Linked DNA regions of Homo sapiens: region 2 is linked to region 1. The links are chromatin loops, found by intact Hi-C in ENCODE. Cell type or tissue: mammary epithelial cell. All regions are shown on one strand. Each heading gives the region's core, and the rest is flanking DNA. Links, peaks and the distances in the headings are about the cores only. Region 1 overlaps CFAP70 (cilia and flagella associated protein 70). Region 2 overlaps CFAP70 (cilia and flagella associated protein 70).

Region 1 (11,480 bases), core at 1,503-9,502:
CTTGCTGGTTTTGTGGCTTGGGGCATCACGGAACCTGCCGATGTGTGATGTCTCCCCTGGACACCCAGATTTAAAATTTCTCCTTTTTGTACTCTTTCCCTTTATTTCTCAGACCTGCTGACACTTAGGGAAAATAGAAAAAAACCTACATTGAAATATTGGGGGCTGGTTACCCCAATAAGTGCTAATACCATACTTTAATTTTTGCCAATCTGATGGTTGTGAATTTCTGCCACATCATTATTCTAAGTTGCATTCTTATGCTTACTAGTGACACAGAGCTTCTTCTCATACATGTATTAACTTTTACAATCTCCACATTAGCAAACTGCATATTCCTATATTGTTCCCCATGCCCCTCCCCCTCCTTTGTTTTTTCTTTTTTGAGACAGGGTCTGGCTCTGTCATTCAGGCTGGAGTGCAGTGGCACAATCACAGCTCACTGCAGCCTCAACCTTCCAGGCTCCAGTGATTTTTCCCACAACTTTAAAGTTGGAAACTCATGTATAACAAATGACACTAAAATAAAGTTTAAGGACTTATTATAAATATTGGCAGAATTTATAACTAATAGAGGATTAGCATCCAGGTTATATAAGTAGCTGCTACAATAAGGAAAAAACTCTACAATCTGATTTTAAAATGGGCACAGGGCTGGGTGCAGCAGTTCATGCCTGTAATCCCCGCACTTTGCAAGGCTGAGGGGGAAAGATCGCTCGAGCCCATGTGTTTAAGACCAGCCTGGGCAACATGGTGAGACTCTGTCTCTACAAAAAATGAAAAAATTAGGCATGGTGGCACACATCTGTTGTCCCAGCTACTTGGGGGGCTGAGGCAGTAGGATCATTTGAGCCTAGAAGGTCGAGGCAGCAAGTAAGCTGTGTTCCTGCCACTGCATTCCAGCCTGGGTACCAGAGCAAGACCCTGTCTCAAAAAAAAAAGAAAAAAAAAGGACTTAGATCTTAGATTGTTAGGGCTGGGCACAGAGGCTCATGCCTATAATTGCAGCTCTTTGGAAAGCTGAGGCATGAGGATTACTTGAGGCCAGGAGTTCAAGACTAGCCTGGGCAACATAGTGAGACTCTGCTCTACACATAATAAAATAAATTATCCAGGAGTGGTGGTGCATGCCTGTAGTCCCAGCTACTCAGGAGGCTGAAACAGGAGGATCCCTTGAGCCCAGGATCGTCCCACTGCACTGCACTCCAACCTCAGCAACAGAGCAAGACCCTGTCTCTTAAGAAAAAAACTTAGGTCTTTAAACCAGTTGGAATTGTGTGTGATGTGTGAGGTAAGGAACTAATTTTTTTTTTAATATGGATAGTAGCCAGTTGTCCCATCACCATTTAGTGAAGAATCCATTTGTTTCTCATTTTGCAGGTGCTATATAGTGTCTTTATAAAAAAATAGCTATATTAAGGCATAACTTACATACCATAAAATTCACTAATTTTAACGTTATGTTGTGCAAGCATCAGCACAATCCAGTGTTAGAAGACTCCTGTTACTCCAAAAAGTTCTTTCATGCCTGTTTGCAGTTACTCTCCATCCTCACCTTTAGCTCCAGGCAACCATTGATCTATTTTCCTTATTTCAAATAAATAGAATCAAATAATATATAGTCTTCTGTGCTTTGCTTTTTTCACTTGCCATAATATTTTTGACATTTATCCATATTGTTACATGAATCAGAATTTCATTTTAACTGCTGAGTAGTACTCCATTGTATAAATATTCCTCATTTTATTTACCCATTCACTGATGGACATGTAAAATGTTCCCAGTTTTGTGCTATTATTAAATGCTGTGATAAAAGTTCATATACAAATTTTTGTGTGGACATATGTCTTCATTTCTCTTAGCTAGATATAGAGAAGTAGAATTGCTGGCACATATGGTAAATATGTGTAACTTTTTAAGAATCTGACAAACTGTTTTCCAAAGTGGTTGTACCAATTTACAACCCTACCAGTAATGTACGAGGATTCCAGTTTATCCACATCTTTGTTAATACTTGGCATTGTCTATCTTTTTTTTTTTTTTTTGAGACAAGATCTCATTCTGTCACCCAGGCTGGAGTGCAGTGGTGCCATCACAGGGGCTCACTGCAGCCTCAACCTTCCAGGAAAAGGTGATTCTCTCATCTCAGCCTCCCAAGTACATGGGACTACAGGCACATGCCACCACCCCTGGCTAATCTTTGTATTTTTTTGTATTTTTTATTTACTGTATTAGTCAGTTTTCATGCTGCTGATAAAGACATACCAGAGACTGGGCAATTTACAAAGGAAAGAGGTTTAATTGGACTCACAATTCCAAGTGGCTCGCGAGGCCTCACAATCATGGTGGAAGGCAAAGAGGAGTAAGTCACGTCTTACGTGGATGGTAGCAGGCAAAAAGAAGCTTGTGTAGGGAAACTCCCATTTTTAAAACCATCAGATCTTGTGAGACTCATTCACTACCAGGAGAACAGTGCAGAAAAGAGCCACCCCCATAATTCAATCAGCTCCCACCTGGTTCCTTCCACAACAAGTGGGAATTGTGGGAGTTACAATTCGAGATGAGATTTGGGTAGGGACACAGCCAAAATATATCAGATGGGGTTTCACCATGCTGTCCGAGCTGGTCTCAAACTCCCAGGCTCAAGCGATTTGCCTGCTCGAGCCTCCCAAAGTGCTGAGATTACAGGCATGAGCCACCATGCCTGGCCTATCTTTTTGATTTAAGCTATTCTAGTGGGTGTGTAGTGCGGTGTCAATCTGCATTATTTTAAGGGGTATTTTAAAATTTTTTGGACATAATTTCAGATTAAATAAAAGTTACAAAATCAGTTCTCTCTTCTCTCAGGAAAGAATACATGTACTGTATACATATTATATATATGTATACATATGTATATATGTATACATATGTATATATGTATATATTATATATGTATATATGTATATATTATATATTATATATGTATATATGTATATATTATATATGTATATATATAATACATATACAGTAGTCTCCCTTATCTGAGGTTTTGCTTTCCACACCTTCACTTACCCAAGATCAACCTCGGCCCACCAAGATCTGAAAATATTACATAGAAAATTCCAGAAATAAACAATTCATAAGTTTTAAATTGCACACTGCTATTATGAAGAGCCTGATGAAATCTTGTGCCATCCCTCCCAGGATGTGAGTCATCCCTTTGTCCAGCATATACCCACTGTAGACGCTACCTGCCAGTTAGTCACTTCATAGCCCTCTCCGTTATCAGATCAGCTGTCATGGTCTCACAGTGCTTGTATTCAAGCCACCCTTATTTTACTTAATAATGGACTCATAGCACAAAAGTAGTGATGCTGGCAATTTGGATATGCAAAAGAGAAGCCATAAAGTGCTTCCTTTTCATGAAAAGGTGAAAGCTCTTGACTTAATCAGGAAAGAAAAAAAATGTATGCTGAGGTTGCTAAGATCTGTATAATGAACTTATCTTTTATCCATGAAAATGTGAAGAAGGAAAAAGAAATTGTGCATATTTAGTAGCACCTGTGGGCTATTAGAAAAAAATTTTTAATAATTATTTTAAAAAAGAAATTCGTGCATGGTATATATAGGATTCAGTACTATCCTTTGTTACAGGTATCCACTGGGGGGTCTTGGAACATATCCCTGGGGAACAAGGAGGGATTACTGTATGTGTGTGTGTATAAAAGTTAGAAAAATATAGAAAAGTTAAAAATATGTAGAAAAGTTAAAGTATATATGTGTGTGTTTATCTACATAAACACACACCTAACTCTTCCTGAACATTTGCAAGTAAATTAGAGATATGATTCAATTTTAATACTTCAGAGTGTGTTTTCTAAAATCAAGGATATTCTCCTCTATAACCACAGTACAATTATCACAATCAGGAAGTTAGTATAGATAGAATACTATTATCTAATCTATAGACCTTATCAAGATTTTTCCAATTGTTCCAATAATATCATTCATTCATTTCTTCATTCACTCATTCATTTATTTGAGACAGGATCTTGCTGTATCACCCAGACTGGAGTGTAGTGGTGTGAACAGGTCACTGCTGCCTCGACCTCCTGGGCTCAAGCAATCCTCCCACCTCAGCCTCCCAAGTAGCTGGGACTACAAGTGCCATCATGCCCAGCTAATTTTTTTAATGTTTTGTAGAGATAAAGTCTCACTATGTCGCCCAGGCTGTTCTTAAATTCCAGGGCTCAATTGGCCTCCCAAAGTGCCGGGATTACAGGCATGAGCCACCACGCCCAGCCCAATAATGTCTTTATGAGAAAATAAATCCAAGATCATGCATTGTATTTATTATTTATGTCTCCAGTTTCTTTTAATCTGGAATAGTTCTTGAGTCTTTGTGTTTCGTAACACTGGCATTTTTTAAAAATAGAGCACTATTTTGTAAACTATTCCCCAATTCATATTTGTCTAATGTTCCCTCATAATCATATCAGGTTATGAACTTTTAACAGGAATACCATAAAAATGTTCTGTTCTCAGTGCACCATATCAGGAAGCACAAGCTGCTTATCTCAATACTTGTGATGTTAACTTTGATCATTTATTACATTGCTATCTGCCAGGTTTTTCTACTCTAATGTTACTATTTTCCCCTTTGTAATTAATAAGTATCTTGTGGGGAGATACTTTGAGACTATGAAATATTTTCTTACTCCTTGAACTTTTCAACCATAATTTTAGCATACATTGATGATTGTCCACTGAATCTATTATGATGGTTTCCAAATTGCGATTTTCCAATTCCATCATTCTTCATACATTTAGCAGTTGGCCTTTGACTGTAAGCTTTCCTTTCTCTACCACTTATTTGTTTAATTATATCACTGTGGGCTCATAGATTCTTATTTGTAATCCTTTTCTACAAATTATTTATTTGGATGCTCAAATTATCCTTGTTTTAGCCAGCAGGTGTCCCCACTTCAAGCTAGTTTCTGTTTGTTTTATTTTTTCCCTATGCTGTTTTGATATGTGCCAGTCTTTCTTTGAACATTTTTTACTTTCTGACTCAACAAGATCTCAGACTCATCTTTTACTTTCCATGCACTAGTTCTGGAATTTTGGCCATCTTCCAAGAAGCCTCTGGTCCCCCCACAAACCCTTTCCTTCTAAACTGGACAAATGCCCTAGTTTCTTAAATGGATTTAGAAACCAAGACCTGAGCATTAGATGTGCTTATGCCCCCTGCCACCACTATTTATTTTTGAGACACAGGTATTTAGACACATATGAATATATTTCTATAAATACACATATATTTCTATATACCTATTTATACCTGTATCTATTTAATCTATCAAACAATGAGCTCTTATCAGTATCTCCCATTCTAATCCACCACTACAAGGTCATTCTATCCTTCTTGTTTCCACATTTGTAACTTCCTTTGAAGCACAGTGAAAAATGTGACTCCCATTATCCACAACATAATTATTTGTTAAATCATAGAATACCTAGTAATTTCAGAACTGCTAACTCATGACTTTGCAAAAATGAAGCCTAAAACTATACTCTAAAATGTGTATAAAGGTTTTTTCTCTTTAGCCTGATATATAGTATGTATTAGTCTACATTGCAAAGAATGTTTTCAAAAGTACCATGAGTTAATTATTTTTCTGCATTGTCAGTCTAATTACGTTATTCATTTGAAATACAATTTTATTTGGTTTTGTTTGTACGTAATTATGTGGTCTCCCCATTTCTTGCTGATTTTCTTTTTTAAAAAATATACGAAACATTAGCATTGTCCCAAAAGTCAGAACTCTACAAAAAGGGACATCACAGTGTCATCCCTCTCATTTCCTCCCTCCTCTACCCATGCCCACTCATGTCCTGTAGAATCTACTCTCATTAATCTCGGTTTATCCTTCCTCTGCTTCTTTTTGCACTAAAGAAGAGATTCGGCCGGGTGCGGTGGCTCACGCCTGTAATCCCAGCACTTTGGGAGGCCGAGATGGGCGGATCACGAGGTCAGGAGATCGAGACCATCCTGGCTAACACGGTGAAACCGTGTCTCTACTAAAAATACAAAAAATTAGCCGGGCGTGGTGGCCGGCGCCTGTAGTTCCAGCTACTGGGGAGGCTGAGGCAGGAGAATGGTGAACCTGGGAGGCGGAGCTTGCAGTGAGCCCAGATCGCGCCACTGCACTCCAGTCTGGGCAACAGAGAGACTCCATCTCAAAAAAAAAAAAAAAAGAAGAAGAAGAAGAGATTCATGTATATTTTCTTCTTTTTCCTTCTCTCTTATACAAAAGGTGGTATAATCTTGCACTTCACTTTTTTTACTTAATAATATAAACTGAAAATCATTCCACATCAGTTCATAGAGATCTTCCTCATTATTTTTATTCAGGGGCATAGTATTCCATTATGTGAATATACTATAGTTTATTTAGACATTCTCCCATGTTTAATAAATGAACTCCATTTAGGTTGTTTCCATTATTTTGCAATTGCAATAATGCTGTAATTAATAACTTGCGCACGCTCATTTTCAAATTGCTAGAGGAAGCGCATCATGGTAAATTTCTAGAAAACTCCAATTACTTTTAAATACCATCTACTCAAAACCTAAGTTTCCATATATATGTCAGTCTATTTCTGTCTGCCAATTGTTTCACTTACCTACTCTTACACTAATAGCACTCAGTGTTAATTGTTGCAGCTTCATAATAAGGCTTGATATTTAATAGGAAAGCCACTCTTACTCTTTCTTTCATACTGTCATAGCTATTTTTTTTTTTTTGGTCTTTATTCAACCAAGTGAATTTTAGGATTTATCTCATCAAGTTCCTTGAAAATATTATGTTATTATTTTTATTGGAATTGCCTTAAACTTAGATATTAACTTAGGGAAAACTTTCATCTTTATGTCATCAGAACTTCCTGCCCATGGACATGGTATATCTTTCTATTAGATTTTCTTTTACAATAAAGTTTTATGATTTTCCCCACACAGGTCTTGAATGGGATTTTAAAAATCAGACTTTCAAATTGATTGTTCCTGATTTTGATGACATTGATTTTTATATTGATTTTTATCCAGCAACTTTGTCCATCCACTTCTTTGCGTTAATCTTCATTGACTAAATTTATATTATTCAAAAGTCAAAAGGATATAATAAAGCATACAATGAGTTTTGCTTCCACCCGTCTCCCTATACACCCTGTTCCCCAATGACTGCCCTGACTAGTAACCATCATTGTTAGTTTTTTATCTACCATTTCAGTAGTGAACTCTTTTATTACATATTTCAGTTTGCTTGTAGATTTTCTTGGGTTCCTACCTAATCCTTTTACCTTCAGTTTCTTTTATGTGTGTATGTATATGTGTTATTGCCTTAATGGAACCTCCAGTATAGTTTCAAGTAGAAGTGACGATAACATTTTCCTTATCTTGTTCCTGACTTCAAAAGGAATGCTTCTAACTTTTCACCATTTCATATAATAGTTTAGATTTTGGGACATGTAGTTTCAGATTTTAAAAAAGCTAGTTTGCTTTTTTAAAAAGTCATGAATGGGTGTTAATTTTAGCCAATGATTTAGTTTTTAAAATAATTAATAGAATAAGAATAGCCTATGATTTTAATTTAGTCTCCATTTTGCTGCTAATATTATTTGTGTCTTTCCATTTTAAACAAAATTCTTAGTCATGCAAGAGGTTTGTCTGTTCACTAGTCTCTGCAAAAAACAGCTCATAATTTTGTTAATCCTATTATGTCCTTGTTGAAATTTTCATTTATTTCTACTCCTTATCATTTTCTCAATTATCATTTCTTTGAGTTTCCTTGCTTTCCCTTTACTACTTTATTTATTTAAAAATTAATTCATTGATTTTCAATCTTTGTTTCTAACATATGTATTTAAGGCTATAAATTACCCTCTATTTATTGCTTTAATTTTATCCCATAATTCTAATATATATTGGCTTTGTTTTTATTCAGCCTCATTTCAGTTATGTACTGAAGTATAACAAACCAACCCAAAACTTAATGGCTTAAAACATAATATGTTATTTCTCAAAATTCTACAGGTAATTTGGGCTGTTTTGCTGGTTTTCCCTGAGATCACTCATGCAGCTGAGGTCATATGACAATTTGGCTAGGACTGAAGGATCCAAGAAAACCTTACTCAAATAGCAGTTAATGTTGGCTGTTGGCTGGAGTGGTTCAGTTCTCTTCCATGTGGACTACTATAGCCTTCTATAGGCTAAACTGGGCTTCTTCACAGCACAGTGGTCCCAGAGTTTCAAGAGTGGTAGCTGAAGGCTTCTAAAAGCCTAACCTCTGAGAATTCACACAATGTCACTTGCACCATATTCTACTGGTCAGGGAAAGTCACAAGTTTAGCTTAGATTCAAGGGGGTGGAGAAATGAGAAAGAGACTCCGTCTCTTGATGGGAGTGAGTGGCAACATAACATTGCAAAGGATGTGGACATGACAGCATAATTAAATGGGGATCATTATTATAAAAATCTACTATAAGGCCTAATTTTCTACTGCTGTGTATAACACCCATTTATCATATCACATTTTCCATAGATCAGAAGCCTGACATTATTCAACTAGTTCTTTGCTTAGGGTCTCACAAGGCCAAAATCAAGGTGTCATCTATGCTGAGTTCTTATTTGCAGGCTCTGGAGAAGAATGTACTCCCAAGCTTATTCAGTTTGTTGGTAGAATTCAGTTCTTTGTGTTTATAGGTTCCTATAAGGTCCCTGTTTCCTTGCTGGCTCTCAGCAGGGGCTGCTGTTAGCTTCTAGATGCCACCCACATTCCTTGACATGTGGTCCTTCTCCATATTCAAGCCAGAGATGCTATACTGAATGATTCTTATGTTTCAAATCTGACATCCTTTCTGCCCCCACCACCAGAGAAAACTCTCTGCTTTTAGAAGACTTACCTGACTGGGTCAGGTCCACCCAGATAATCTCTGTATTTTAATGTCAACTGATTTGGTATTTTATTTACATCTGCAAAATCATTTTACAGCAGTACCTACATTAGTGTTTAATAGATTAATCTTAGGGGAGGGGGCCATCTTTAGAATTCTACCTAGCACAAAAGATTTCATATTTGAAGTGTCACAAGGTTTCTTCATTGACTTATTAATTAATTACAAGCATGTTTTCAGTTTCCAAAGGTATATGAGTCTTTTGGGCTTTATTTTGGTTGTTGATTTATAATTTTACTGCCATGTGATCTGTATGTATTTGTTGAACCCCTCTTTCTGGTTTTGCATGTGGTCAACCTTTATACATAACTCATTTGTACTTGAAAAGAATATGTGTCCTCTCATTGTTAAGTGAAGAGTTCTACATTGGTGTTTGAACTCAAACCTGTTGAATGGGTTATACATCTGTATATATATCCTATTTTTTTTCCTATTTGACTTATCAATTTCTAAGAGAAGTATATTATGGTCTTCCATACTGGCCCTTTTAGTTTAAAGATGAGGAAATTGAGGCCCAATAAAGTTAGGTGACTTGCCTCAGATCCTAGAGCTAGTTAGGGGAGAGCTGGGGTAAGAACTCTTTTTATTTGTTTTTCTTCTTTTTTTTCTTTTTTTTTGAGACGAGGTCTCACTCTGTCACCCAGGTTGGAGTGCAGTGGCACAATCTCAGCACCCTGCAACTTCTGCCTCCCAGGTTCAAGTGATCCTCCCACCCCAACCCTCGAAAGTAGCTGGGACCACAGGCGCTCCCCACCATTCCTGGCTAATTTTTTGTAGAGGCAGGGTTTTGCCATGTTCCCCAGGCTGGTCTTGAACTCCTGGGCTCAAGTGATCCACCTGCCTCAGCCTCCCAAATTGCTGGGGTTACAAACGTGAGCCACTACACCCAGCCAGACCTCAGGTATTTTTAAAATGTTGATATTTGGGATATTTACACTAAAGAGAAAATCTAGTAATTTTTGTTTGGTTCATTTCTCTTATAATAATACTCCCTGCCAATTTGGTGTCATACTGTCCAGTGGAAAACTGAGGGCTACTGTCGTTATTCCCAATGTGATCTTAGACTGATACGCAAGTTATTTAAGTCTAACTATGGGAGAGTTATTTTTAATAGGTAAAGCACCTATCATGAACTCCCACATTACCCTCCACCCAATATCCCATCTAAATCAAGGACAAGCACCCTCAGCCAGCATTTCAATGGGAAGAAATGATTCAGAAACACTAGTAGAACATCTCCTTCATCAATCTGTGACCTAGTTTATGTTGTGATACAATATTGCTCCTATTTTTAGAACTTCCTTTCCAGAGAAACACACCTAAATATATTATTTTTAAGCATGTTCCAAGTACAGCCTGCCCAGACTTGGCCCTTCCTTTGTCATCAGCATAATGATTACACCTAGAGCTTATCAGATTTCAGCTACCATGCATTAATGGCCATCTGCTGCCCCTTGCTTACTTGACCCCTCACCTCTGTGCCCTAAAAGGGCATTGTGTAAGGATAATAAACACTCACTTTCAGGCAGACCAGAGCCAGATATGCCCATACTTCAGCATTGTAGTTGTTCAATGCATTGGCTTCAGAAAGAGCATCCTCAGCCTCTGTGAGCTCCTCCAGCTTGACAGAAAAATGAGACATGTGAGTTAGCTTAGCTGAAACCACTATGTCCCAATAATACTGGTGTATATGACCTATACCAATGGTTTTCAACTTTTTAATATTTTTAGCATCAGAACTCTTTTCTTCAAAGGAAATCTTATGTGGTGGTTCAATATATGAACCAATTAAAAGTAGAAGAGCTCTGATTAAAAAGCCAGGTCGGGGATTCTGAAGCCCTGCCTAGTAAGCTCTTAACTTATACCCCTTTCTTCCTTCCCTCTACAGCGGTCCCATCAGGACATCTATAAACCATGGAGTTTCAGGTGCAAGGTTGGAAATCCACAGGAACTCACTCTCATGTGTGCATCATTCAGTGATTTCTCCACACACAGTGGGCTGTCAGATACATTTATAGTTTTTTTTCTTTACATTGTGCATCCTTTTCTTGAGGTAAAAATCTGATTTGCCTGTTGAAATACTATTGTCCAGAAAGCTTTCTTTCCCCTAGTATCAGTTATTAACAGCCCAATCCCGAGCAATCAATGCAGTATTCAGAAACTCTAGGGTGCACTCTGGGCTCTGGGCACGTGGAAATTGTTGCTGCTTCCTAAAACTGTGAGTTTGCTTTGTTGCTTTGTAAAACATTCCAAAAGGCTCTCCCTTCCCCAGTAAAGTAGCTCTTTTTTTCCTTTCTTTTTTCTTTTCTTTTCTCTTTTCTTTCCTCTCCTCTCCTCTCTCCTCTCCCCTCCCCTCCCCAGCCACCCTTTTCTTTTCTCTTTTCTTTTCCTTTTCTTTTCCTTCCCTTCCCTTCCCCTCCCCTCCCCTCCCCCTCCCCTCCCCTCCCCTTCCCTTCTCTTCGACAGAGTCTCGCTGTACTGC
Region 2 (11,480 bases), core at 1,350-9,349, 75 kb after region 1:
ATAACACTGTGTAACCATCATACATACCAATTCTGGACTCTTTTTTTTTTTTTTGAGATGGAGTCTCACTCTGTCGCCAGGCTGGAATGCAGTGGCGTGATCTCGGCTCACTACAACCTCCACCTCCTGGGTTCAAGCGATTCTCCTGCCTCAGCCTCTCGAGTAGCTGGGACTACAGGTGAGCACCACCATGCCCAGCTAATTTTTGTATTTTTAGTAGAGACGGGGTTTCACCATGTTGGCCAGGATGGTCTCAATCTCTTGACCTCATGATCCACCCGCCTCGGCCTTTCAAAGAGCTGGGATTACAGTTGTGAGCCATTGCACCTGGCCGAGTTTTTTTTTTTTTTTTTTTAAGAGACAAGGTGTCACTCCATTGCCCAGGCTAGAGTGCAGTGACGCAATCACAGCTCACTGCAGCCTCAACCTCCTGGGCTCAAGCAATCCTATCATGTCAGCCTCACAAGTAGTAAGACTACAGGTACGTATCTGCACCAAACTAATTTCTTCTTCTTCTTTTTTTTTTTTTTTTTTTTGTGAGCCAGGGTCTTACTTTGTTGCCCAGGCTGGTCTTGAACTCTTGGCTTCCAGAGATCCTCCTGCCTCCCAAAGTGCTGGCATTATAGGCATGAGCCACCAGGCCCAGCTCAGACTTCTTTTATATAAAAGAGGAATAAGCATTCACCTTGGTTAAACCACCATCACTAGCTGTTTCTGTTATTAGCAGATGAACACAACATCACTCTAATATATAGATGTGATAAATGAGAAAGTCTCAATCTAAAATCACCTTAACTCAAATATAAATAAAATTAACAAAAGTAACATTTCTTCCCACCTACAAGCCTTTGTGGGTTAGACATATGTCCTTCCTCTTCTTCTTACCTGACCACTGCAGAAGGATCAAGGTAGCAGCGACTTTCCAAGTCCCAAATAATCCTTTTCTTTATGCACTCTGCTTGATTCCTAAATTCGCTGTCCTGTAAAATATAAATACTTCTGTTCTCGGTATGTGTGCCATGACTTCATTCTGCTCCATCTATAGGGCATTCTTTTAATGGATTTGTTCACAATACTTTTCTTAGTATTATTACTACTATAAGTATGACTACTATTGCAACTACTACCACCACCTTAAAATTATGAGTACTTTATTAATAAAGTATATAAGATAAGATAAATTACATATATAATAGTTACATTGATCCAGTACTAAGATCCAAATACTGACTAACAACCTCAATCAATGATTCTCAACTCTAGATGCATATTAAAATCATCTGGAGTTTTTGTTTTTTTTTTTTTAAACACCTGGACCCGGTGCAGTGGCTCACACCTGTAATCCCAACACTTTAGGAGGCCAAGGCAGGAGTACTGCTTGAGGCCAGGAGTTCAAGACCAGGCTGGCAACAAAGTGAGACCTCCATCTCTAAAAATAATTTAAAAATTAGCTAAGTGTGGTGGCATGAGCCTGTGGTCCCAGCTACTCACGAGGCTGAGGCAGGAGGATTGCTTGAGCCTAGGAGGTTGAGGCTACAATGAGCCTCAATAATCGCACCATTGCATTCCAGCCTGGGTGACAGAGACCCTGTCTCAAAAAAAAAAAAAGGAAAAAACACCTGGCATTGGTACTATTTTAAAAGTAAATTCTTACATAGTTTACCTGGGTTAAGACTTGGCCATTGTCATTGTTTTAAACGCTTTCCTGGTGACTGTAATGTGCAGCCAGGGTTGAGAATTAACAATCTAAACTGAAACATAAAATATAATTTGAATGTCTAAAATAAAATGTCTGATCTAAATTAAAATATAAATCTAAGAAAAGTATGAATTTTCACTAATCACAATGATGAGAAAAGATAATGCACAGTGTTTTTCCAATATTCCTAGCCTCAGGTCTACTATTTTAAATATTTAGTCAGACAATGAAAAATAATTCAACCATCCTCATTTTACAAATTATTTTATTAAATGTTTCCATCAGTGGATTATCAGCTCATTCGAGAAACATTTGCAAGTGTGTTATACTATTTTCCTTTTTTTTTTTTTTTTTTTTTGAGACAGAGTCTCGCTCTGTCGCCCAGGCTGGAGTGCAGTGGCGCGATCTCGGCTCACTGCAAGCTCTGCCTCCTGGGTTCACGCCATTCTCCTGCCTCAGCCTCTGTGGAGTAGCTGGGACTACAGGCGCACGCCACCACGCCCGGCTAATTTTTTGTATTTTTTTTAGTAGAGACAGGGTTTCACCGTGGTCTCGATCTCCTGACCTCGTGCTCAGCCTGCCTCAGCCTCCCAAAGTGCTGGGATTACAAGCATGAGCCACCGCGCCCGGCCGCGTTATACTATTTTCTATGCCCTTGACAAATTTCTGGTAATTTATATAATTAATAAGTATATTAAAGTATGTCCATACAATGTCACATTATACAGCAAGTACAAATAAAGAAAAAGAGTGAGACTGCTTTTTATATAATGTGGAAAAATCTCAAAAATACACCACAAAGTAAAACAAAGCAAGTTGCATATAGTGTGTGTAAGTATGTACTCTTTACATTTGTGTAATAAAAATGATGGGGAACGAATACATGTATGTATTAGTGTGTGCATATATATATGATTAAACACCTTATACACTCAGTTTTAAAAAATGAAAAACAGGCAGGGCATGGTGGCTTGGGCCTGTAATCCCAGCACTTTGGGAGGCAGAGGTGGGTGGATCACTTGAGGTCAGGAGTTTGAAACCAGCCTGGCCAATATGGTGAAGCCCTGTCTCTACTAAAGTAAATACAGAAACCAGCAGGGCATGGTGGCGTGTGCCTGTAATCTCAGCTATTCAGGTGGCTGAGGCATGAGAATAGCTTGAACCCAAGAGGCAGAGGTTGCAGTGAGCTGAGATAGCGCCATTGCACTCCAGCCTGGGTGACAGAGTGAGACTCTGTCTCAAACAAACAAACAAAAACATTAATACCTTGAGATAAAGGAAAAATAGCAGTGTTTTCCCAACAGATACTAGTTCTGAAAATAACAAGACTTTGAACATTTCCTGAAAATCTGGACTTCCTAAAGAAAAGAACTTTTATCTGCTGGGTGCAGTGGTTCACGCCTGTAATCCCAGCACTTTGGGAGGCCGAGGCAGGCAGATCACCTGAGGTCAGGAGTTCAAGACCAGCCTGGCCAAATGTGGTGAAACCCCATCTCCACCAAAAATACAAAAATTAGCCGGGTGTGGTGGCGGGTGCCTGTAATCCCAGTTACTTGGGAGGCTGAGGCAGGAGAATCACTTGAACCCAGGAAGCGCAGGTTGCAGTGAGCCAAGATCGGGCCATTGCACTCCAGCCTGGGCAACAGGAAGGAAACTCCATCTCAAAAAAACAAAAAAAGAAAAGTACTTTTATCCCTGATGTTTATTATGCTGATGTCTGAAGATATTTTATAACCTTTGTATATCTGAAAATCAAGTGAAGAAACCTGCAGTTTTGCCATCATGAATAGACTAATGTAAATGGGGTAACGTTGGTAATTTTGTGTTGTTTTCTTCTAAAAACATTTGACCCTTGAACAACACAATTTGAATTGCATGGGTCCACTTATATATATGCGGATTTTTTTTTTTTTTTTTTTGAGACAGAATCTTGCTCTGTCACCCAGGCTGGAGTGCAGTGGTACAGTCTCGGCTCACTGCAGCCTCCGCCTCCGTGTCCCGGGTTCAAGCGATTCTCTTGCCTCAGCTTCCCAAGGAGCTGGGATTCAGGCGCACACCACTATACTGGCGAATTTTTGTGTTTTTAGGACCAGGCTGGTCTCAAACTCCTGGTCTCAAGTGATCTGCCCGCCTTGGCCTCCCAAAGTGCTGGGATTACAGCCACCGTACCTGGCTCATATGTGAATCTCTTTTTTTTTTTTTTTTTTTAGACAGTCTCACTCTGTTGCCCAGGCTGGAGTGCAGTGGCATGATCTCAGCTCACTGCAACCTCCACCTCCCAGGTTCAAGTGGTTCTCCTACCTCAGCCTCCCGAGTAGCTGAGATTACAGATGTGTGCCACTACACCCAGCCAATTCTTGTATTTTTAGTAGAGATGGGGTTTCACCATATTGTCCAGGCTGGTCTCGAACTCCTAACCTTGTGATCCACCCGCCTTGGCCTCCCAAAGTGCTAGCATTACAGGTGTGAGCCACCATGTCTGGCCATGTGGATCTTTTTTAAACCAAATATGAATCAAAAATACAGTATTTGTGGGATGTAAAACCCACAAATATGGAGGGCCAATTTGTCCTATACATAGTTTCTACAGGGCTGACTGCAGGACTTGAGTATGCACGAATTTTGGTATTTGCAGGGGTCCTGGCAACAACCCCCATGTACACCAAGGGATCACTATACTTTTTTTTTTTTTTTGAGACACGGTCTCGCTCTGACACTCAGGCTGGAGTGCAGTGACACAATCCTGACTCACTTCAACCTCCACCTCCAGGTTCAAGTGATTCTTGTGCTTCAGCCTCCCAAGCAGCTGGAATTACAGGTGTGTGCCAACGTGCCCAGCTAAGTTTTGTATTTTTAGTAGAGACAGAGTTTCATCATGTTGGCCAGGCTAATCTCGAACTCCTGACCTCAGTGATCCACCTGTCTCGGCCTCCCAAAGTGCTAGGATTACAGGCATCAGCTACTCCGCCCAGCCGAGATGACTACACTGATTTTTTATTTGGTGAGCCAGTCCTTCTGAAGTCTGACTCCCTTTCACAATTTCCAAGGAAACCTTTTCTTTACTTTTCTAAATGCTTCTGTCTCTGGGTCTTCCTTTGACTTACATATTTGCTTTTATATACATAAGAAAGTATCTAGAAGGAAACACAAGAAACTGTAACAAAGGTGACGACTGTCACAGAATCCTTGGTCTGTTGCTTTTCCAGCAGAAAACCTCTGTGGCTGGTCACACCTTTGCCCAAATTTTGCTTGGGCCTGCTAGGCTCATTTCACCCACTTGGCCTGGCAGGCTATGCTAGGCTTGCACTACTGGCCTGGATCCCACGCCTGCCAAGGGTGAGCTAGGCATGGATCATTGAGGGGTGTGTGAGTAAGCGATCATGGGGTCTGGCCATTGTGCACAGCCAGGCATGCTGGCTGCAGCAGAGCCGGCAGCTCCAGGCGTCAGCACAGGTGCCAGCTCCCTGCGAGGCTGTGGCTGAACCAGGCATATTGCAAACGGCTTCCATGGCCGGCACCAGGGAATGTGGTGGTGCTCAGAAGCTTGGAGACACCAGAAACTGAAGAGCCCCAGGTGTCAGACCTGGCTCAGGGAGCTCCTAGGTCTGGGCTTCCCGAAGCACCATAACTCTTCTCTCTTCTCCCCTTTTTGTCACCCACAATGTGATGAGCAAGGGACATGTTTCAGCCCTGTTTGTGTTACAGCTCTTTCAGCCCCACCATTCCGCAGGTCCTGAGTTCTTGTTTCGCATCCAGGAAGAATGAGGTACACAGACAAGCGGAGGGTGAGCAAAGCAAAGAGGTGCTTTACTGAGCAACAGAACAACTCAGAGGAGACTCACTGAGTAGTGGTAGCTCCTCTCTGCAGGCAGGTTGTCCTGACAAGTGCCCAGCTCTCAGAAGAGAGGAGACCCACAGTGGGTAGCTCCTCTCCACAGGCAGGGCGTCCTGATGAGTGTTCAGCTCTCAGCAGACAGGATACCCACAGTGGGTAGCTCCTCTCTACAGGCAGGGCATCCCAATGACTGTTCAGCTCTCAGCAGAGAGGAGACCCACAGTGGGTAGCTTCTCTCCACCGGCAGGTCATCCCATCCTTTGCCTGAGTCTGGCTGAGTCATGGGTTTTTATAGGCTCCAGAGGGGAGGAAGTAGATGCTGACTGATCCATGGGAGGCCATGGGTGGGGCCAGAAAAGTACCATAAGTTCTCACTCCAGTCCATGGAACTAGCAGCCTGGCCCCCAGACCTAAGGCGGTCCCTGGCCTGAAGGTGGGGTTTCATTGGGCACCTGCCCCTTTTTGCCCAGGAGCCTGTCTGCCTCCTGCTGCCATCCACAGTGCCCTGGCTGTTCATGCTGAGGGGTGCCTGCAAGCCCATGCCAAGCTGCCCTCAGTGGCCCCTCGGACTTTCTCCCATGCTCGTGGGTGCCCAAAGTCTGGAGGGGGATCAAGGTGGCAGGGGGTTGGTGTGTCAGCACTTCCCTGAGCACATGCGCACCTGGCCAGGTTGTGACAGCACCAGGCTTGGCCACAGCTTTGCTCCAAAATTGGAGCAGGCACCAGGAGTAGGCAGAGGCCAGGCAGCAGGAGCAGGCACTTCCAAGCCTGTGGGGGCAGGAGGGCTTCCCAGCTTCCAAGAGTGCAGAGATGCCTGGGTATGCAGCTGTGGTTGGGCAGCTGCAGCTGCACATGGGAGGGCACTTGTTCCCAGCTCCCACCAGCTCCATGGAGCGTGTAGGCCCAGTCAGGACTCCCCCACTGCAGCCAGCATCATGGCAGGAGCTGCTCCAGACTGGCCACTGCTGCCATCACTACTAGGGTAATGAGATGGGGAGGAATTAGAAGGAAGAGACATGACTAGAGGGACACTTTCACTGCATACATCTTCATTTTTAATTTTGACAGTAACTGATAATTACCTATTCATAAATCAGTAAATTTAAAATAAAATAAAGAGTACATGTGATATAAATTATTTTGTTTTCTGGACTTAAGAAGCCAGAAGATATTTGAATCAGAATTAGATATGTGTTTTATTTTGGCATGTAAGTATTTCGACAGGTGACAAATGTATATAAATTACAGTAATTCACAAAATGTTTTATCATCTGTCAGTACACTAAGTTTATCACAAAAACCTGTATATCAGGCTCTCACCTCAGGATGGTTGAGTTCTCCTTCTTCTTCTTCATAGGGACCACCAACAATGAATGCATCAGGAATGTTATTAGCTCCTGGAGCCAGAATGTTGGCAATTGGCCACTTTTTGGGCCGGGGAACAGGTTCCCTTTCCCCTCCAAGCTTCAGAGTTCCATTCTTAAATAAAATGGGATAGTCCTTCTACAGAAATAGATACCATATGTCAGGAAAATTTGTAAAGGACTTTGAAATGGACAAGAAGATTATTCAAGTGTCTTTTCAATGGAATGCTGAGTGTTATCAAACATACCCCTCTACGATTAATCTGATTCTAGAGAGGGGCCTGTGCCCTTCATTCCCTTTGTGCTATTTTACAACTCTGTAACTTATAGACATTTGATAATAATGCAAATTATTCTTGTTCATAAATATGCAGATACAGTTTGTCCAGTGGCAATGTAACTGATTATTTCCCTGAAGCTAATGACAAATTTTGAATTATTGGCAAATTCATTTCAGCATTCCTGATGCCTATATACTCCTTTGAACTCATTGTCACATTTTACTGATTCCCTCATTAATTAGTTAAATAAAATCTTGGACCAAATTCTGTGTTATTTATATTTATATGAGAGTTGTGCTTATACCTGTTTAAAAATTATCCTTTAGAAAACGAACTAAAATCTGGCAAGGGGCTAAAAATATAGGCATTTTCATGTCTTATAACTTATCCAAAGTATACTTGCAGTAGAAAATTGGTAAAATATATAAGTAGGCAATTTATAGAAGGGGAAATTAGAACATCCAACATTTAAACAAAAACATGCTATGTTTCATTAATAATCAGTAAAGTGCACATTAAAACAATGAGATATCAGCCAGGCAAGGTGGCTTAATGCCTATAATCCCACTTTGGGAGATAGAGCCAGGAGGATCACTTGAAGCCAGGAGCTTGAAACCAGCCTGGGCAACATAGTGAGACCCCCATCTCTACAAAAAAAAAAAATTAAAAATTAGCTAGATGCAATGGCATGCACCTGTAATCCCAGCTACGTGGGAGGCTGAGGTGAGAGGATTGCTTGAGTCCAGAAGTTCAAGGTTACTGTAATCTATGATTGTGCCACTGCACTCCAGCCTAGGTGATGGAGTGAGACCCTGTCTCTTATTAATAGATAGATAGATAGAGAGATATATAGATAGATAAAGAACAGGAACAAGAAGTTTACTGGAAAAGATAAATAAATGGCCCTTAAATTAAAAGGAAGTTCTATTTCCAACACTATAGCAAACTAAAGTACAACAGAGCCTTCATCAGCAACAAACACAACAAACTAGATAAAGTAGAATAGCAACAACAAAAAAAGAGTTATATTTTATCACATAGCCAAGGTCAAAAGAAGTAAATGAAAGTCTAGTCCAGTCACGGTGGCTCACACCTGTAATCCCAGCACTGTGGGAGGCCGAGGCGGGCGGATCACAAGGTCAGGAGTTCGAGACCATCCTGGCCAATATGGTGAAACCCCATCTCTACTAAAAATACAAAAATTAAGCCGGGCGCAGTGGCTCACGCCTGTAATCCCAGCACTTTGGGAGGCCGAGGTGGGCGGATCACAAGGTCAGGAGATCGAGACCATCCTGGCTAATACGGTGAAACCCCATCTCTACTAAAAATACAAAAAATTAGCCGGGCCTGGTGGCGGGTGCCTGTAGTCCCAGCTACTCGGGAGGCTGAGGCAGGAGAATCACTTGAACCCAGAAGGCAGAGGGTGCAGTGTGCCGAGATCGCACCACTGCACTCCAGCCTGGGTGACAGAGCGAGATTCCGTCTCAAAAAAAAAAAAAAAAAGAGAAAGAAAAAGAAAGTCTAAAAGTGCCAGAACTGGCAGCAGCAGCAACTCAGTACCCAAGGGATAAGCTCATGAGCTGATGCTGCGCCAACCCAGGAAATGTCAGACCCAGACACTATTATAGAGAAGCAATCATGGCCCCATGCTCAGGCAGGACGGGAAGCTGGAACTAAGACTACTGCATAAAACTAGGACCTGGGGCTGGGTGTGGTGGCTCACACCTGTAATCCCAGCACTTTGGGAGGCTGAGACATGCGGATCACCTGAGGTCAGGAGTTCAAGACCAGCCTGGCCAACATGGTGAAACCCCCTCTCTACTAAAATACAAAAAATTAGCTGGGCGTGGTAGTGGGCACCTGTAGTTCCAGCTACTCAGGAGGCTGAGTCAGGAGAATTGCTTGAACCCGGGAGGCACAGGGTGGAGTGAGCTGAGATCATGCCACTGCACTCTAGCCTGGGCGACAGAGTGAGACTCCATCTCCATCTCCAAAAGCAAAGCAAAAAAGAATTCTAGGACCTGGTAGGGCAACCTTTCATAAAACATCAGAATAAAGGAGCCCTTTTCAAGTTTAAAATGATGTAAGAAACCTAAAAGAAAAAGATTTAACTATTAAAAAACTTTTGTGTACCAAAGCAATGACCCAAATTAAAAATAAATAATAAACCAGAAATAAATATGATAAACTATAAATTGACAAACTTGAAAGAAAATATTATTTTTCTCTACATATGAAGAATTTTTTTTTTTTTTGAGATGGCGTTTCACTCGTTGCCCAGGCTGGAGTACAATCTTGGCGCAATCTTGGCTCACTGCAACCTCTGCCTCCCAGGTTTAAGTGGTTCTCCTGCCTCAGCCTCCCCAGTAGCTGGGATTACAGGCACCCACCACCATACCCAGCTAATTTTTTGTATTTTTAGTAGAGACAGGGTTTCACCATGTTGGCCAGGCTGGTCTCGAACTCCTAACCTCAGTTGATCTACCTGCCTCAGCCTCCCAAAGTGCTGGGATTACAGGCGTGAGCCACTGCACCCCAGCCAGAATTTAATACATCAGCAAGAAAAATACTAAGCCCTCCAGGAGAAAAAAAATAAAAGACACTTTTAATTATCAAAATTAGCAAAAACAAAGAGAAAATTTTCAATACAATCTCAAAGTTGGAGAGAGGGCAATGCACAGATCTGCCTCATATAACTATGTGGGCTGTTCCCCGGAAGGGTGATCAGCCATCTCATTTGCCTAGGACTGTCCCAGTTGTGGTGCTGAAAGTCCCATGTCCCAGGAACCTCCTAAGTCCTCAGCAAACTGAACAGTTGCTACACAACTTTAGTGGGTCATCCACATACATGGCCCTGGAAATAAGATAAGTGGAAGTGTTAACTGAATAGAAGAAGCCTTTTAGCAAGCAAGTTAGAAATCTCCATCAAGAGCCTAAGAAACTCCATATCCAATCATTCCTATACCTAGAAATTTGGCCTAAGAAAATAATCTGGAATTAAGAGAAAGTTTTGTTTAATAAAGCACGTTGCACAAAATCTGCAAAATGTACACATAAAAATAATCTGTATAGAAATACACCAAAATTGGCCATTTTAAATCTTACATATTTTCCACCATATATTTATATAAATTATATTTAATGCATAATATATAATATGTAAATTATAAACATTAAGATCTGTATATAAAATAGAAATAAACTGTATTTTTCAAGCCTAAAATAAATCTCAGCTATTAGCAGTGCAATGCTTTGAATGAAATCTTAGAGGTGAGGAAGAGATGGCCATATGAGTACAGACATGTTTGAATCTCTATAAATATCTGGCAGTAGGGCTTTACCTCTCCAAGTGATGGAACTTGCAGACCGACCATGTAGTTCTGCCCAGGACCTGTTGGAATGAAGGATTCAGGCACAGAGTAAGCAGCCTCCAACGTGACCTTCAGTAGATTGCCCCCTGAGATCTGGGCTGTGGTCAGTAAAGGCTCTGCCACTAATACTTTAACTTCAAGACTGCACTGCTGTAAAAGAATAAAATTATGCAGCATTTTGAAAATTGCCAGAGATCTTCCTTTTTTGCATTATCTCATTTGAATCTCATATTACTGTTCAAGATAAGAAGGTAAAGCTTAATTATTTCCATAAGTTGAAACCATGTTCTCTAAGTCCCATGAGTTGGAGATAGAGCCAAGAAGAGAATCTTAACCCTAAACTAGATCCCTTCCCACTCTATCATACTGAGGTAAAGTATATATATAAATACATATAAAACAGGAATTGTAAGATTCTGTTGAAATGTTGGCCAGGCATGATGGCTCACTCCTGTAATCCCAGCACTTTGGGAGCCAAGGCAGGTGGATCACCTGATATCAGGGGTTCAAGACCAGCCTGGCCAACACAGTGAAAACCCATCTCTACTAAAAATACCAAAATTAGCCAGGCATGGTGGTGCGCGCCTGTAGTCCCAGCTGCTGGGGAGGCTGAGGCAGGAGAATCGCTTGAACCCAGGGAGGCAGTGAGCTGAGATTGTGCCATTGCACTCTAGCCTGGTCAACAAGAGCAAAACTCCATCTCAAAAAAAACAAAAGAAATGTCGATAGAAGTTGCACATGAGTAAGTGAGATTGGGTGCTTTTTTTGCTAGTCTATATTTTATGATTATTTTTGTCATTTTTTTAATTTTATTTTTTTTTTTGAGACAGAGTCTCCCTCTGTCACCCAGGCTGGTGTGTAGTGGCATGATCTCGGCTCACTGCAACCCCGCCTCCTGGGTTCAAGCGATTCTTCTGCCTCAGCCTCCTG

What was found. Hi-C counts contacts between places; a loop is a spot of excess contacts. Peaks named below come from ENCODE experiments on the same cell type or tissue, not always from the same donor. Only the 100,000 strongest peaks of a DNase experiment are listed, where the experiment ranks them.
Region 2: a loop joins it to region 1, with 2.6 times the contacts of the local background. A loop is called at or near these places in 2 of 110 quality-filtered maps.

What each region holds. Positions count from the first base shown.
Region 1 is chr10:73,259,097-73,270,576 of GRCh38, forward strand. It overlaps CFAP70 (cilia and flagella associated protein 70), which reads right to left. Exons shown (of 28, transcript NM_001367801.1): 26 at 10,518-10,619. The region is part of intron 2 of DNAJC9-AS1 (DNAJC9 and MRPS16 antisense RNA 1); the gene reads left to right. Among named protein-coding and RNA genes, the nearest start is that of MRPS16, 12 kb to the left of the region's middle. In mammary epithelial cell, for the core only: a CTCF peak has its summit at 4,961 (motif pointing right); a DNase peak (open chromatin) is centred at 3,225; H3K27ac peaks cover 1,793 bases.
Region 2 is chr10:73,334,545-73,346,024 of GRCh38, forward strand. It overlaps CFAP70 (cilia and flagella associated protein 70), which reads right to left. Exons shown (of 28, transcript NM_001367801.1): 6 at 10,521-10,700; 7 at 6,855-7,037; 8 at 886-980. Among named protein-coding and RNA genes, the nearest start is that of CFAP70, 19 kb to the right of the region's middle. RefSeq lists a silencer at 4,967-5,261. In mammary epithelial cell, for the core only: no CTCF peak of the experiment used is centred there; a DNase peak (open chromatin) is centred at 4,477.